Linked DNA regions of Homo sapiens: region 2 is linked to region 1. Evidence: chromatin loops called from intact Hi-C (ENCODE). Cell type or tissue: heart left ventricle. All regions are shown on one strand.

What was found. A loop is a pair of places that touch in the nucleus more often than their neighbours do. Peaks named below come from ENCODE experiments on the same cell type or tissue, not always from the same donor. Only the 100,000 strongest peaks of a DNase experiment are listed, where the experiment ranks them.
Region 2: it touches region 1 in a loop (27-fold over the local background); 22 of 110 quality-filtered maps call a loop at or near these places.

Annotation. Positions count from the first base shown.
Region 1 is chr6:164,924,164-164,932,163 of GRCh38, forward strand. No RefSeq gene overlaps it. Among named protein-coding and RNA genes, the nearest start is that of MEAT6, 110 kb to the left of the region's middle. In heart left ventricle, CTCF peaks have their summits at 2,755 and 3,567 (motif pointing left); a DNase peak (open chromatin) is centred at 3,578.
Region 2 is chr6:164,106,571-164,114,570 of GRCh38, forward strand. No RefSeq gene overlaps it. Among named protein-coding and RNA genes, the nearest start is that of QKI, 700 kb to the left of the region's middle. RefSeq lists an enhancer at 1,547-1,841. In heart left ventricle, CTCF peaks have their summits at 109 (motif pointing left), 3,398 (motif pointing left) and 3,602; DNase peaks (open chromatin) are centred at 2, 2,387, 2,851 and 3,351; H3K4me3 peaks cover 1,479 bases; H3K27ac peaks cover 4,083 bases.

The DNA.
Region 1 (8,000 bases):
GGGAAAGAAAAATATTATCTCTTCATTTTGGAACAGGAAGATAAATCAACAAACATGTATATTCTATATATCTGTTGTAGCTGTGTAATCTGATACGTGACATCCTGATATGGGACATTCCAAACATCAAACTCAAAGGTTCATAACTTTAGAGACAATAGCTGTGACACACGCACAGAGATGGAGACCTTAATTTCAAAGAAGCTGCACTGTGCATGACTGTCCATGACAATTCTCTAGACGGACGGAGCACAACAGCTTAGCCATGTGTGCTGGAGGCCTGCTAAGTACACAGACACACAATTGGCGCTCTTGGTTTTATCAGTGGCTTTATGTGGCTGCCTTCACATGGCTGTGAGCTCACAGAAAACTGTGACCACAGCAAGCAGGGGCTGCAGGAGGTTTTGCTAATGAATTAATGACGAGGATGAGGCAGTACTAGGTGGCAGTGGATGAAGGACCCAGGAAGAGGTTTTAGGTTATTAGGATTTTGTTAATGTACATTTTTAACAGGATAGATTTTCCTACACTATGACAAGACCTGTTAACACAGCTGCTAACAACAAAGGATTTAGAATGAGATGAGAATAGGTTTTAATTTCCATTATTCCTGGCTGAGAGCCCTGGGGCGAGTTGCTTACCCAGTGATGTTTTTGGTAACGTGGGGATGATGTCTTCTGAGGCAGAGCAGTGTCTGGTGAGATTGAGGTCACGTAGTGCGGTGTTTACAGACGGGATCTGGCACCCAGTGAACACTCAACGACAGCTGTGTGTGCGTGTGCCTGTGTGTGCGTTTTGGAAGGAAGGGGAAGAATAGTCCATGAACGGAAAGGTAAAGTTTGTTCGTGGTTGAGGGTGCCTGGAAGGGAGGTGGGTGGGCAATAGCAGAACAAAGAGCCTGAAAAGGAACTTGGGGCACATTCCAAAGACCCCTGTTCTAAATGCCTTGCGAAGGTGAAGGCAAGGGCCACCATTTAGCATGCCCGGAACAGGGCTAAAGAGGGGAGCCCTTTCCCTAGGGCCATTGCCATGTAAGGTACGGGGCATCACCTTTTTCTGACTGAACAGCTCTATAAATAGTCACAGGATATTTTCTGTAAATAGTCATCCTTACTCCCAGTTCAGCTTTGTACCTGGTTTCCTTTTCCTCACCTCACCGTACAACAGGAGGCACAATGTATCCACTTTGTTCGCCTGGAAGGCAACAGAATGATCTTAAAATAGTACCCATGGCAGGTATGACTGAGGAAACGGGGTCCAGGCGTGTTGCAGGCACATATGTGTGCACTGGGGTTTGGGCATTGGGAAACACAGAGCTGCTTTCCATTAAAAGAAGACTAAAATGCAAATGCAGATACATAACTCCGCCACACACTCAGACAAAACACCACACACTCACACATGCCTATAGCACACACACATAACATCACACACTCACACATGCCTACACCACACACTCACACATAACACTACACACTCACACATGCCTACACCACACACTCACACATAACACTACACACTCACACATACCTACACCACACACTCACACATAACATCACACACACACGCCTTCACCACACACTCGCACAAACCTCACACACATACACATAACATCACACACACATGCATACACTACACAGTCACACAAAACACACTCACACAAACACCACACATTCACACATGCCTACACCACACACTCATACGTAACATCACACACTCACACATGCCTACACTACACACTCACACATAACATCACACAGTCACACATGCCTATACTACACACACAAAACACCACTACACACTCACACAAAACACCACACTCACACATGCCTAAGTTACACACTCACACAAAACACACAATCATAACATCACACACATGCCTACATCACACACTCACACATAACATCATACACACGTGCTCACACTACACACTCACACAAACACCACACACACAAAACACCACACACTCACACATGCCTATACCACACACTCACATATATAACATCACACACACATGCCTACACTATACACTCACACATAACCACACACTCACACATGCCTACACTACACACTCATACATACCTACACACACTTATACAGACCTACACCACACACACATCATACACACACTCACACCACACACACACACTCACCACACACTCACCTATACCTATACCACACACATACAACACTTCATACTCACACATGCCTACACTACACACTCACACACACACTCACATATACCTGCACCACACATTTACACAGAACATCATACACTCACACATGCATACACACACATATAACACAAGCTCACAACACCACACACACACTCTCACATGCCTACACCACACGTTCACACACAAGATACAGAGAGAAGAGTCTGGCGCCTGCTTCCTGACAAATGGTGCCTCCTTCTATTTGCTGATGAGTTTGAGGAAAACCTCCTTTCAGTTCAGCGTAATACGTTAATGTGGCAGCTTGATGCCATTAAGTACTTCTAGAACATTTTTGACTGTTATACTCAGTTAAAAGTCAATCTAACTATGGGGTCTAAAATTAGACACACGTCTATCTCATCATCTTCAGACACTGTCAATTTCTCATGATTTAACTTACATTGCCTTTTATTCTTTATATCTGCTCTTTTCTGTGTATTTTCTCATGCAAGTATCCCATACACCCTAAAAAGTGGATAAAAAGAAGAATCTTAACAAATGTTAGTATAGAAATGACAGGGTGAATCCATAGTACCATCTAGAGTCTTGGCAGATCATGACAATCTTTCTAATAAGCAAAGCATTCTTTTACTCTCCGAGAAATTTTGAGAGGTTTGAGAAGAAAAATAATGTATTTTCTTCATTTCATCAGTGTAGCTCTAAAGAATTAAATCTATGTATGCTGACAGTCATCACTCCTACAGAATCTTTTCATTTCCCAGAAACGCCTCTACTTTTCAATCATCAGACCACTAAGATATTGCTGAAAGTAATTGGGGTATTACAGGGCCTAGTTTTTACCATGTGAAATTCTATCCTAGACATCAATTTCTGATTATATATCCTGGAGAAAGAATATTTTAAAATGTTACATAAAAAATAATCTTATTAAATATGGGGAAATATTCAACTGGTTGTTTAAGCAAATGAACCTTAAATCAAAAATCGGGTTTGAGTGCAAAGTAAAGTGTGCTAAAGAAAAGCAAAGAAAGAAAGAAATACAAAGTGTGAATGATTTTTTTCATATGCTCCCCCGTTTCTGTTAAAATGCATTTCCTTATTTCGGGCAAGCTGGCTGTCCCTGGCAGTGTATCTGCCTGTTAGGAATATCTCCTTTTTGCAGAGTTGCCTAAAGCTATCAGTGGTCCCTGTTTCCTCTGAATTAATGTCATTGATAAGCGGTAAAAGGGAGAAATGTTGGCAATATATGATTATAGATTAAATGATGCAATTTCAGGGTCAGTTCTACAGAAAGCACTTATAAGACTCTGACAAGTGAAGATGAATGGAAATGAAGGAGTGCATTTTCAACAGAGCCTGGTGCCCGCCGGCTTCCAAGGCTCTGCTGCCATCTGCTGGCCGCGGCGAGGCACGGGCGTGCCCGGCCACACACTTGCTTCTGCTGTCTCTCATTAAGGGAACAGTTCTCATTTTAGGTCGCAGCTTACCTTCGGCATCCATAGACCTGTCAATTAGCCCTCTCCCTGTATTCTGATTCATTTCCAGCAGCAGACGTGCCAAAGACTGGCAGGAACTCAGGGAAATATATCCTGAGCACAGGTGGTATGTTGAATATGCCTTGGTGCTTTATTTGAACTAACCAACTGATACATTTAAACAATATAGGCATGAGACGGAGGGGGAAACTAGGAGACAGAACTGGCGATAAATTTGAGGTAATTATCTAAAATTGTTGCTTTACGATTTGTTTTCTTTGTCCCTATGCTGTCAATAAATGCATACGTTGCATTTTGACACTAACGTAATTTAGTTAAAATCCAGGAATGCGTTCGGCAGCTGCTTTTCCAAGTGTGCACACACAGCTTCTCTCAGGAACCAAGAGTCACTGCCTCCCCTCCTCTCCTTCCCATCTCAAGGGTGCTGGAAATAAATTTGATGCGGTAGGTCTAATTTTATTTTATTTTTTTAAATTGACTCAGTATTTGATTTCTCCCTAGAGACTCACTGCTACCTCTAGGTCGAGATGAGATTTCTGTCGTGCATTAAGCTAATTTGGATTGTGAATGAATACAAGTCCAGGAAGTCGATTCTGAGACCCGATACCCTGCGAGGGGAGTGCAGGATAAGCAGGAGACATTAATTAGCGCTGCCTTAAGCAGTTTTACCGACGCAGGCGGGACTGTGGTGGAGCACTGGAGATGCTGCGAGCCCTGAGCTGCCTTCACAGCCTTGTTGGGTGTGCTGCTGGATCACACTGCATGAGAAATGGAAGCAACCTATCTGTAAAGAGCCTGCAAACCTCAGGACGCTCTGGAAGCCAGTGGAATAATTACAGTGGGATGAGGCTGCAAGTCCCCTTGCTTCCTGAGCTGCATTCATGGCTGTGTGAAGGGGAGAAAGGAATACATTTGAGGTCTTTTCATGGAAGACACAGATATTTTAATGTTGCGATACCATCCAACAGGGTGAGCTGAGAGAACCAACACTAAGAGTTTCACAGATAGAACACCACTATTCCCTGTGTAAAACAGGAGGTAGGCAGGCGTAGGCCTCCCCTGGAAAACAATGTTTTAAGAGCTCATAAATACCTAGACGTCAAATCATCCTCGTTTCTAGTGTTTGTATAGATATTTCCAATAATATATTTAGTGGGCTCACTTTTTTATTTTGTGCATTTATCCTGGTTTATTGTTTATTTTTCCTGAATTATTGGCCAATGAATATTTATATTAGAACAGAAAAAAATATATTCTAAAATTAATGTCATAAAAATAAGTTACATCAGTTAGATGTCCTCTGCATGAGAAAGGGATAAGATGGATTGCTAAATATCCCCTGGGGCTGAGCCAGCAAGACTAGGACTGCACACCCCTCATCATTAGCAAGGACACAAAATCACGGAGGAGACCCAGTTGGCCAGGGCAGACCAGCCAGGCAGTGCTGTGTCGAACGCATGATGAATGTGGTGGATGCATTGAGCTCTCTTCCCAGCTGAGGAGTTAAAGAGAAACATTTAGTAAAAAGGGCCAGGATTTAGTCACAATGCTACCCTCTCCCGATAGAATAATTAAGCAATGAACACAGCTGCACATTTCTGGAATGGACACTGCGAGAAAGGTGTAGTTTTTCCATGTTGTATGGCATTTGTTTTCTTGCAAACAGGCAAGCACGGGCTAGGACTGTTTCTACGCCTGTCTGCACTGTGATATGCACTGTCTTCGCTGCAGAAGAGCACCACAATGCTGCCTTCATATTCCGGAACATGCCAGGCTCAGTTTTCTTTCTTTAAGTCCTCATTTTCTGCTTAATGTGCATACTAGGGCTAAAAAAAGCCTAACTCCTATTTTCTCCCTTCTCCTGAGGTCCTTCTGGGTCAAGATGGCTCCAGGCTGACAGGGTTGTGGGAAGGCGCGGTCTGGCTCTAGTCTGATTCTCCAATCAGAACACAAGACAGTGAGCGTTAAGCTGTCCTTTCCGCTGCTGAGTGACCTTGGAGGACTCATTAATCTCTCTGGCCCCAGTTTCCTCATCTCTATGGTAAGGGAAATGGCGGCAGAGCTCCTCTCAAACGTCAGTTATAAAGCTAAGATAAGCGTGTATCCAGAAAGCAGTTAAGAACGGTACAGTTGCTCAGTGTTGTAGCTGTTATTCCGTTTAACTTAAATTTGTTGAGCATCTGGCATAACCAGGTACAAGAAAATATCACGTTTAATCCCAAGAACAACTCGGTCAGATTGATATTAATATCTCCATTTGGGGAGTGAGGGATCTGTGTCTGACAGAAGTTAAAATGTTGTGTTTAAGGTCACACAAGGAGAGTGATGAAGCCTGCATGTTCACTGTGGACTCAGAAGCCACTGGGCTTTGTCATGTTGCCCTCTGCCCCCACCATTCCATAATAGAGAAAGGGATTGAGCCCTGGAAGTTATATCATTTAAATATCTTGAGAGTATAAGAGGTGGAAGCAATTTCTCCCAGCTGGGTGGAGACAACATCGCTAATTCCTGAGAGGTGTGGACATGTGTTCCAGGAAGAGGGAAGACCTTGAGTAAGTGTCTGGAGGTGAGAGAACAGGTAAGTCTGAGAAGAGGAAGGTGATGTCCATGTCATTGGACCGTTTTTGAGGGTACATGCAGGAGAATATGTGTGACTAAGAATTGTAAATGTTGTTTGAGGCCAAATTTGGAGAGATTTGAGTGCCAGGCAGGATTAGGATTTTAATCCCTCAGCCACCAGTGTTTTTGGTGCAAGGTCAATACACACTCAGTGCTGTATTCCAACAGCAATGTATACAATTTATTACAGAGAAGGGAGGTGACCAGCTACCAGAGTATCACAACTGCAAGAAGCTGAGGTTTTGTGGTACTGGGGAAAGAGGAGTGATCCACAGGCCTTACTAATTCTCTCCCTTCCAGACTGTATTAGTTAAGATTCTCTAGAGGGAGAGAACTAATGGAATATATATATATATATATATACATATATATATATATGTATATGTATATATATATGTATATGTACATATGCATATACAGATATATCTGTATATGCATATATATATATCTGTATATTCATATATATAATGGTTCTCTAGAGGGACAGAACTAATGGAATATTTATATACATATATGTAATATATATGCATATATAAATATATATACACGTATATATGTATACATGTGTATATATGCATATATGTACGTGTATATACATATACACGTACATATATACACATATGTGTGGATATACATTTATATGCATATGTGTATATATACACAAATACATGTGTATATATACACAAATACATGTGTATATATACACATATATGTGTACATAAGTATATGTAGATATGTGTATGTGCACATGTGTATATATGTATATATGTATATATACATATATACATGCGTGTATATATACATGCATATATATACATATACATATATACATGCGTATATATGTACACATATACATATACATATATACGTGTGTATATATGTACATATACACATATATATGTATATGTATATGTATATGTGTATATATGTATTATGTATGTGTATATATATAATTATGTACATTTATATGCATATATGTATACATATATATGCATATATATACATATATGTGTACATGTATGCATATATACATTACATATATGTATGCATATATAAATATATGTATACATATATGCATATATAACATATGTACATATATGCATACATATATGTATGCATATATAACACATATATGCATACACATATGTATACATATATGTATGCATATATGCATACATAACACATATGTATACATATATGTATGCATATATATGCATATATAACATATGTATACATATATGTATACATATATGCATATATAACACATATGTATGCATATATGTATACATATATGCATATATAACACATATGTATGCATATATGCATATATAACACATGCATATATAACACATGCATATATGCATAAACACATATGCATATATATTACATATATGCATATATACACATATATGCGTATATGCATATATACACACATGCACATATATGTATATATGCATATATATGCATGCATATATATTACACATATGTATAAATATGCATATATATATGCATATATATCACACATATATGTATGCATATATATATATCACACATATATGTATGCATATATAACATTTATGCATACATATATGCATATATAACATATTTATGCATATATATAGCATATATATGTTATATGCATATATTACATATATACACATATGCATATATATTACATATATATGTATACATATATATGCATATATAA
Region 2 (8,000 bases), 820 kb before region 1:
TGTGTGAACGTGCAAACGTGCGACTACAGCTGTTGTGGGGGCTCCTCAGTCCTTCCTCGGATCTGGGGGCCCTAAGACATGTGGACACCCGTGCCCCTGGCTCCCTCTAGTGGTGCGTGGACCCCATCCTGAATTTTGCTTCCTAAGCCCTGGTGTGGCTGAGGTCTGGAGTCTCTCTTAAGTTCCAGGGGCCCTGGGAGCATCCTGACAGGTACCAGTGTCTTATCCCAAAGGCACCGTGCACCAGGGAGGCCTGCAAGCCCTGGAGAAGGGGTTTTGCTCTTCTCTGCCTTCAGGTTCAATTTCCTGCCAGTGCCCTGACCCCAGGCTTCTGCCTTGAAGACTGCATTTGGGGTTTCTTGGCTTTGCTGGCCTGCCTGGCAGCCCAAGGTAAAGGGGCAGACAACTCCTGCACCGGGGCTGGAGCCGCACCGGAGCACCCCCACCCCCAGCTCTTGTCTTTCATGTCCCAGAAATTGTTTTGCAAATTTTCATCCCTACAATTCTCAAACGACCCTGAGAAACACCACCACCACCGATGAAATAAACCGAAACAGCAACCACAGTCTCAAAATTGAAGAAGGCATATCGGGGCATTTGACTGACCTGACTTTTGCTGAGAATTACGAATTCCTTCATTTTACATTTTTGCTTAAATTCTATTTCTGTAATCAAAGAAATAGGGATTTTCTGATATTTCTAAAACAGCACTTACGGGTTGTTTGTTAGGTTAAGTGGACTCGCACCTGGGAAGGAGCACAGTGGGGTGGCTAAGAGCGTGAGCTGTTGATCTAGTCTACCTGCGCTCAGGGGCTGGCCCTGCTGTTGACTTCTCATGTGGTTCTCAGCAAGTTATTAAACATGTGCTCCTCAGTGTCTTCATCTGAAAAATGTACCTGCCTGAGATCTCCTGGGAGGGTTAACTGAGATATTACCTGGAACTGCCATTACCTGACATTCAATAAATGTTAGCTATTATTATTAGAATGAAGACAGCACCCAAAAACGTACACTTCCGTGAACTCTTGCTTCAACATGTTTGTGCTTCAAGATCTCGCCAAAGTCAAACTAATTTGGCTTTGGAGATTTAGAAAAAGGTGGTGTGGTCTTGCTGGGACCTGATTCGCCAAGCACCAACTCACCGTGTGTTTGTGGCTGATGCAATGGCTGGAAATAAGAGGCTGTAGAGAACTGAATGCCTGCAGAGTGGAGTCATGGGATGGACTTTATTTGTAGACGGCTGATTAAATTCTGACCCAAGTTAACTTGGGATGGCTTTTAAGTGGCCTGTGTGGATGCATTTTGGGCTCAAGCCCAGCTCTTAGAGAACAGGTGTCCACCAAGAATGTTGGCACTGGTCTTGGAAGCTTTTGTGGGAGACAAAGCCTGGGATTAATCCAAGGGTCCTTAGATCCCCCACCTTGGGGAAAGGCCCACTGGGCAGTGGTCTCAGACCTAAAAGTGGGGACACTGGCTATAAATGGTGGGGTGGAGAAAAACACACAATGATGGTTTCCAAAGCTTGTCAGTTGCCAATGTTTTAGAAAAGTAAAATGTAATGGTGAGGAGCTGGGGAGTCAATGCTTCCAATAGTAGTGGTGACACTGAATTTGGTGCTTGTGATGACATGTTGAATATTCAGCTCACCCGTCAAACCACATCTCTTGAAGCCTGAAGTCCCAGGGATCAGAGCTGATAAGTCTGAGCAGCTTTCCTGAGTCACTCAGTCCTGGGACCCAGCAGCGAGCACATGTTTCCCGTTGCCTGTCCTGACCCTCGCTTCTGTTGGGACCTATACCTGCTTTATCACTGAATGCTGAGATGACATATTTTTCCCATGTTGTAAACACACCAACATGTATTTTTCCAGGAGCCTAATTGTAAAGAGCAGTCAGACTTGGAGGAAATGGTTACTAAATTTGTCTGAATCGGAAATGCACCTCCTTTAGTGGATATGAGATGGAACGTCGCAGTTGCTTCCTAAAGGTCTCCTTTTCATCATCCTCCTGACCTTTTATAAAAGAAAGAAGCAAAGAGAAGAATGAAAAATGCACGAGTCACTGTTTTACTTCTTTCAACTCCCATCGCTGATGTTGACATGGACCAACAGAGATTTGAAATAAAGCCAGTGTAGCGGGAGGAGTGGTGAACTCCAGAATTTTGGGACTAATCCCCACCATCAAAGGCTGGGCTGTGTGGTACAAGAAAAGCAGGATGTCAGTGAGAATCCGGCATTGATCTCCCCCGTCTACAAACATGAATCAAGACGAAGTTTGCCCCTGCACCCCACCTCACCCTCCCTCTCAACAGGGCCATGCACTTGCTTCTCCTTCCAGAGGAGGGGCGTCCCCGTGCTGCTGGAAGAAGCACTTGGAACACTTTCTCTTTTGCTTCTCTTTTTTTGGGAGGTTGTTGTTTTTGTGGTTGCCATTGACTTCGAGTGTGGCTGGGGGTGAGTTGCCCAATAGTTGTGGTACGTCTCAGACACTCTGTCACCCAAATATGGAACTGTGGCAGCAGAAACACCTTATGAAAATAGCATGAAAATGTGTAATGTGCCATAAATAAACAGAAAGAGACCGCCAGGAAGCTGTGCTAATCACCGCTTTGATGTCGCCTGAATTACTGTATTTTTTAAGGGCCTCGTGTTTCTGCTTGTTTGTTGCGACTCAGCTGCCACTGCTCTATGAAAGGTTGGATCCAGTTTTCCAGCTCTTCTCCCCTTTGCAGTGACAGCTGTTGTCCCTTGACTCATAGGAAAGCGATTTCTCCACCCTTCCCTGACTCCCAGCCCTTTCCTGGCAGGACTCCTGCGAACCTTACTCTTCGTCCCTGCCCTGAGGTGGCCGAGGGTGAGGACGGCCGCTTGGCCTGAGTCCATGCGCTCCCAAAGTTCCTGTGTCATTTGCCAGCCGGTCCCAGGACTCTGCAGCAACGTCCTATTTTTAATCTCTGGTAACCTGGCCTTCTCTTATTTGGCCATGTCATGTCGGGAAATGGAAGTTTGGCTTGACTTATGTAGCAAAGAGCTTGTAGGAGCACAAGCCCCTCGCTGAGCAGAGCTTGCAGGAAGAAAGCCCCAGATCCTTCAGTTTTGGGTTGCCAGGGCTTTCTGGCTTTGCCTACACCTGGCAGTCACTCAAAAAAAGTCCCAATCCTGAATTGCTTCTCATAAGTCTACATGTTCTTAGGTTTGATAAGAGCTCAAGGCTGCTCTCCTTGATTTTAAGATTCTATGATGTCACAAAGCGCAGGTGAATGCCAGACACTGTTTCCTTTCTGTAACTACCCAGGTAACCACTTGCACAAGTGACCTGTGGGCAGCCCTGGTGCAAGTTCCGTCCATGCCCGGGGCAATCCCGGCTCCACTGCTGGGTCCAGGAACGCCCTCTTGTGGTTGGAAGAGCTTTGACCGACTTTATTTTTTTTAAAAAAGAATTACATTATTAAACATTTTCTCAATTTTTGTGTTTTATCTAGTCTTGGGAGTGAAAAATGCTAGTTTTTAGTTGAGGATAAGTAGGGGGGAGAGAAATTAGAGGTAGTTTTACCATCATCATCATTGCTGTATTCAAGCCCCAGTCCACCGAGCTTGTCCTTCCAGCCTGGACATTGAAGACGTCTCTTTAATGGTCTCTTTGCCTTCTGGATTCTGTGCCCTCACCTGCGTCAAAATTAAACTAAATTTTCTTGAAACACTTTGTTTGTTTTTGTCCCTGCTTTGTTCAGAAAATGTGAAAAGCTGCCCTCTGGATAATTTAAAGGCTGAACCCTTCATAGGCTCTAGGTTCTTCTAGAGTCTTCGTAAACCCAGTTCGTCCTCTCCCAGGAGCGTCTCTGTCCATCTCACCACGAGGTCCTCATCGTGGCCCTTTGTGGAGGCTTCCACTTTAATCCCTCGAAGTTTGCAATTCATGTGTTTTTGCATCTTTTATCTTATGAAAACAATGATCTATCTCCCTATCTAGATGATCGCTCATGGGAAGGGGCCAACTCTTCACTTTTTCTTCCTCTTTGGTTCATATCAACGGCAGCAGCAATGGTGATAATGATACATGTGGCTCTTTCACTACCCACCAGGCACTGGAGAAACTCTGTGTGAGCATCAGTTTACCTAATCTCACAGAACACTGTGGCGTCCACATTATTAGTCCCATGTGACAGCTGGAGCAGCAGAGGTGTAGACAGGTCCTGGAGGTTGTCCTGGTTGTAAGTGAGTAGGAGAGGAGGCCAGTGCGGCATGCAGGACTGCGCTCCTGACCGTGTTGTCTGTCTTACAAAAGACCCTGTGATATGAGTTTGTTTCGACAGTCATAATCGCAAACATAACGATGAAACGTTAAAGTTGTCTGCTTTCAGACACGAATATAGAAAAAGATTTGGAAAAATAAAGCTTATTTAAAAATATTATACATTATTGAATATACAAGAAAATATATGACAAATGCAAATTAAGTTCTATCTCTCTGATGCACTCTCGTGGGTAGATAAATGATCATTACATCTTACGAAGCTGCTGCCTCTGAGTGGCAGAGAGCCCAACCAAAGGGGCTTCAACAGCAAGGAAACTGGCCACCCTCACTTGGTGGGCTTTGGGATTTACTCAACTGACAGCTCCATCTCCAACAGCATGCGGCGCTCGGGCCCATCTTTCCACTGGTGGCTGCTGGCGAACTAAGATGTAGGTTTGAGACCCACGTTTGGGCAGACAATGTTGAGAGGAGGAGCAGACAGTGGCTCGCAGAAGCTCTTCCAGAGCAGCTGGAAAAGACCTTCTCAGGATTCTCCAGTGGAGCTCACCCTTGTCCCCACCTATCCTCAAGAACCCCGCACAGTCGGGCTTAAATAGGGATGTTTAAAGAGGGTTCCCTCAATGGCAGCAACAACTGGGACACTGCTAAAAAGGAGGGAGGGAGGTTTGCGGTACAGGGATGACACTCCTGGCGTGGCATGTTAGAACTCAGGGTATGCTTTTGTTTCTTCACTTGTGTTTCTCACTTGGCCTTCTTCACTTGGGATGAATGTACTGTGGGATGGCAAGTTCACATTTCTCTCTCTGTAAGAGAAAGAGTTGGTATCTCACTTCAGAGGGACTACCAGTGTGTAAGAAGTCAGCCGGAAGCCATGCACGGGGCCCAGCCAGCATCAGCTCCTTTCTGCCTGTTTCTGACTCCTGACTGCACCCCTCTCCTTCGTCATGGAGCCAGACCATGCCTGTTGAGCACTTGCCCTGTGTCTCTGTTCTAAGTGTGGGGACACAGTGGCAAGACAGACTGGCCAGGTGCTCACTCTCAGCTCAGCTGTGGAGCTGGGGAGCTCACAGCTCAGAGAGGGAAAAGGGCTGTGGACTAAAGAACAAAAGGGTCACTATGAATGGTGGTGTTCAGACTTACACATTTCAAGATGGCTCCAGGAGAGCATCAAATCAAGCTCAGGGCCCTTCTGAGTGTGGGCCTCATGCAGCTGTGTTGACTTTGCACCCGTGGCAACACCTCTGGTCAGGACACCTGTCCAAGGAGGTGACATTTGGATTAGATCATAGTGAGAGCTGGGATAGAACATTCCAGCAAAGTCCTAGTGGGGTGAGCATCCTGACTTGTGAAGGACCCAGTGAGAAGGGGCAGCTAGGGCAGGTGGTGCAAGTAAGAGCAGAAGAGGGGGCAGGTGCCTGGGATGGTGGGGGCTTTGGGGTGCTTCCCCAGGTTCAACACCACATGGTTCAGGATGACAGCTGCATGGATTGTATTCTCTGCTGATGGGGGGCTGATATGGTTTGCTGTGTCCCCACCAAATCTCATCTGGAATTGTAGTTCCCATAATCCCCATGTGTCATGGGAGGGACTCTGTGGAAGGTAATTGAATCATGGGGGCTGTTACCCCCATGCTGCTATTCTCGTGATAGTAAGTCAGTTCTCACGAGATCTGATGGTTTTATAAGGGGCTTTCCTCCCCTTTGCTCAGCACTTCTCCTTCCCGCCACCATGTGAAGAAAGTTGTGTTTGTTTCCCCTTCAGCCATGATTGTGAGGCCTCCCAGCCATGTGGAACCATGAATCCTTTAAACCTCTTTTTCTTTATAAATTACCCAGTCTGGGGTATGTCTTTATTAGCAGCATGAGAACTGACTAATACAAGGGCTTAAGCAGAGGCGTGTCCTGATCCAACGTATGTCCCCTAGAAGATCCCTTGGAGCAAAAATGCTTTCTGGGTAGGATGATGACGATTGGTTCAGAGGCTGGTCCAGTTGCTCAGAAAAAGAATTATCTAGCATAAAACTGAACAAGAGTTTTTATATATACTGAAGAATGTTTCCATACATGGGCTGATATTTATCATATTTATTAAAATATAGATTATACCATGGTACTTGCATGGACTTTGCACACCTACGTAAGGTTGATATGGTTTGACTGTCCCCACCCAAATCTCATCTTGTACCTCCCATAATTCCCACGTGTTGTAGGAGGGACCCAGTGGGAGACGATTGAATCATGGGGGCAGGTCTTTCCCGTGCTGTTCTTGTGATAGTGAATGGGTCTCATGAGATCTGATGGTTTTAAAAGTGGGAGTTTCTCTGCAGAAGATCTCTCTTTTTTGCCTGACTCCATCCACCTAAGATGTGACTTGCTCCTCCTTGCCTTCCACCATTGTTGTGAGGCCTCCCCAGCCATGTGGAACCGTAAGTCCAATTAAACCTCTTTCTTTTGTAAATTGCCCAGTCTCGGATATGTCTTTATCAGCAGCATGAAAACAGACTAACACAAAGGTTCTATACTGACAAGTGTGTGAAACATGACATTACACAGCTAATGCTTATTTAAATCTGAAAACCAATGGAAATATTCTGTCTCAGGATAACTCAACTTCATCGAGGTATATCCATCCTGCCTCCTCCAGTTTGACAGGGCCTTGGTTGAATGTCACTTCTGGGTCTGCTTCTCGCCAACTGGGACACTGGACCCCAGCTGGTGGATCCTCCCCAGTCCCCATCAATGCCTCCCTCCAGGCAATGCTGTGTTGGTCCTTGTTTCTGGCAAGACCTCTCACCACAAAAGTACTGAAGCTCCACCCAAGACTGGAGCTATTTTTGTGTGTTTTTCTTCCCCCAAGCGGTGTGCCTCTGGGGTGCCAGGGACTGTGCATGCGTGCTTAGGTGTCTAGGGAGGGTGCTTGCCATTCCCTGGGCCCTCCCCTCTGTGCATTTTGGCCAATGAAAGAACAAAGGAGCAGCAGCCAGTTACAGGAAGGAATGTGGATTTTGACCTGATCCTAGGGTCAGGTCCCGCGTCTGCAGACTTCTTGCTGTTTGATCTTAATCTCTCTACATCTCAGGCTCACCATTTGTAAATGGGGAGATAACAGTGGCTCCTCTGCATATTAATCTGCCAAGGCTGTCATGACAAGTTCCACAGCCTAGTGGCTTAAACAACAGAAATTAATTTTCTCACAGTCCTGGAGGCTGTAAGTCCAAGATCCAAGTGTCAGCAGGGCTGGTTTCCTCCACGGCCTCTCTGTTTGCCTGCAGGTGGCTTCACGTGGTCCTTCCTCTGTACATGTCTGATTTCCTCTTCTTGGGTTTCATCCCCACTGCCCCTCCACTGGGTAACTTTGTGCCATGAATGAGCGTGCAGGCCTCCTACTTATTTTTGCCAAATGTAGAAATGAGAAACTGGAAGAGTCCTTGGAGTCCAGGGGAAAAACAGAGGGTTTTTCCATTCTGACAACATTGCTTCCTCCCACCGTGGAGGACATGTTGGGATGGTTTAGGTGATAAAAGAACTAGTAATGGAAGAACTGGTTATACCTTCAAGTAGAATTGAAATTTAACCTTTATAAAGAGTATTTGTGAGGCAGGAGGATTGCTTGAGTCTGGGAGTTTGAGGCTGCAGTGAGCTATGATCATGCTCCATCGTGGGCAATAGATCATGATCATACTCCATCGTGGGCAATAGAGTGAGACTCTGTCTGTAAGAAATAAAAAATAAAATGAAAAAGATGAGT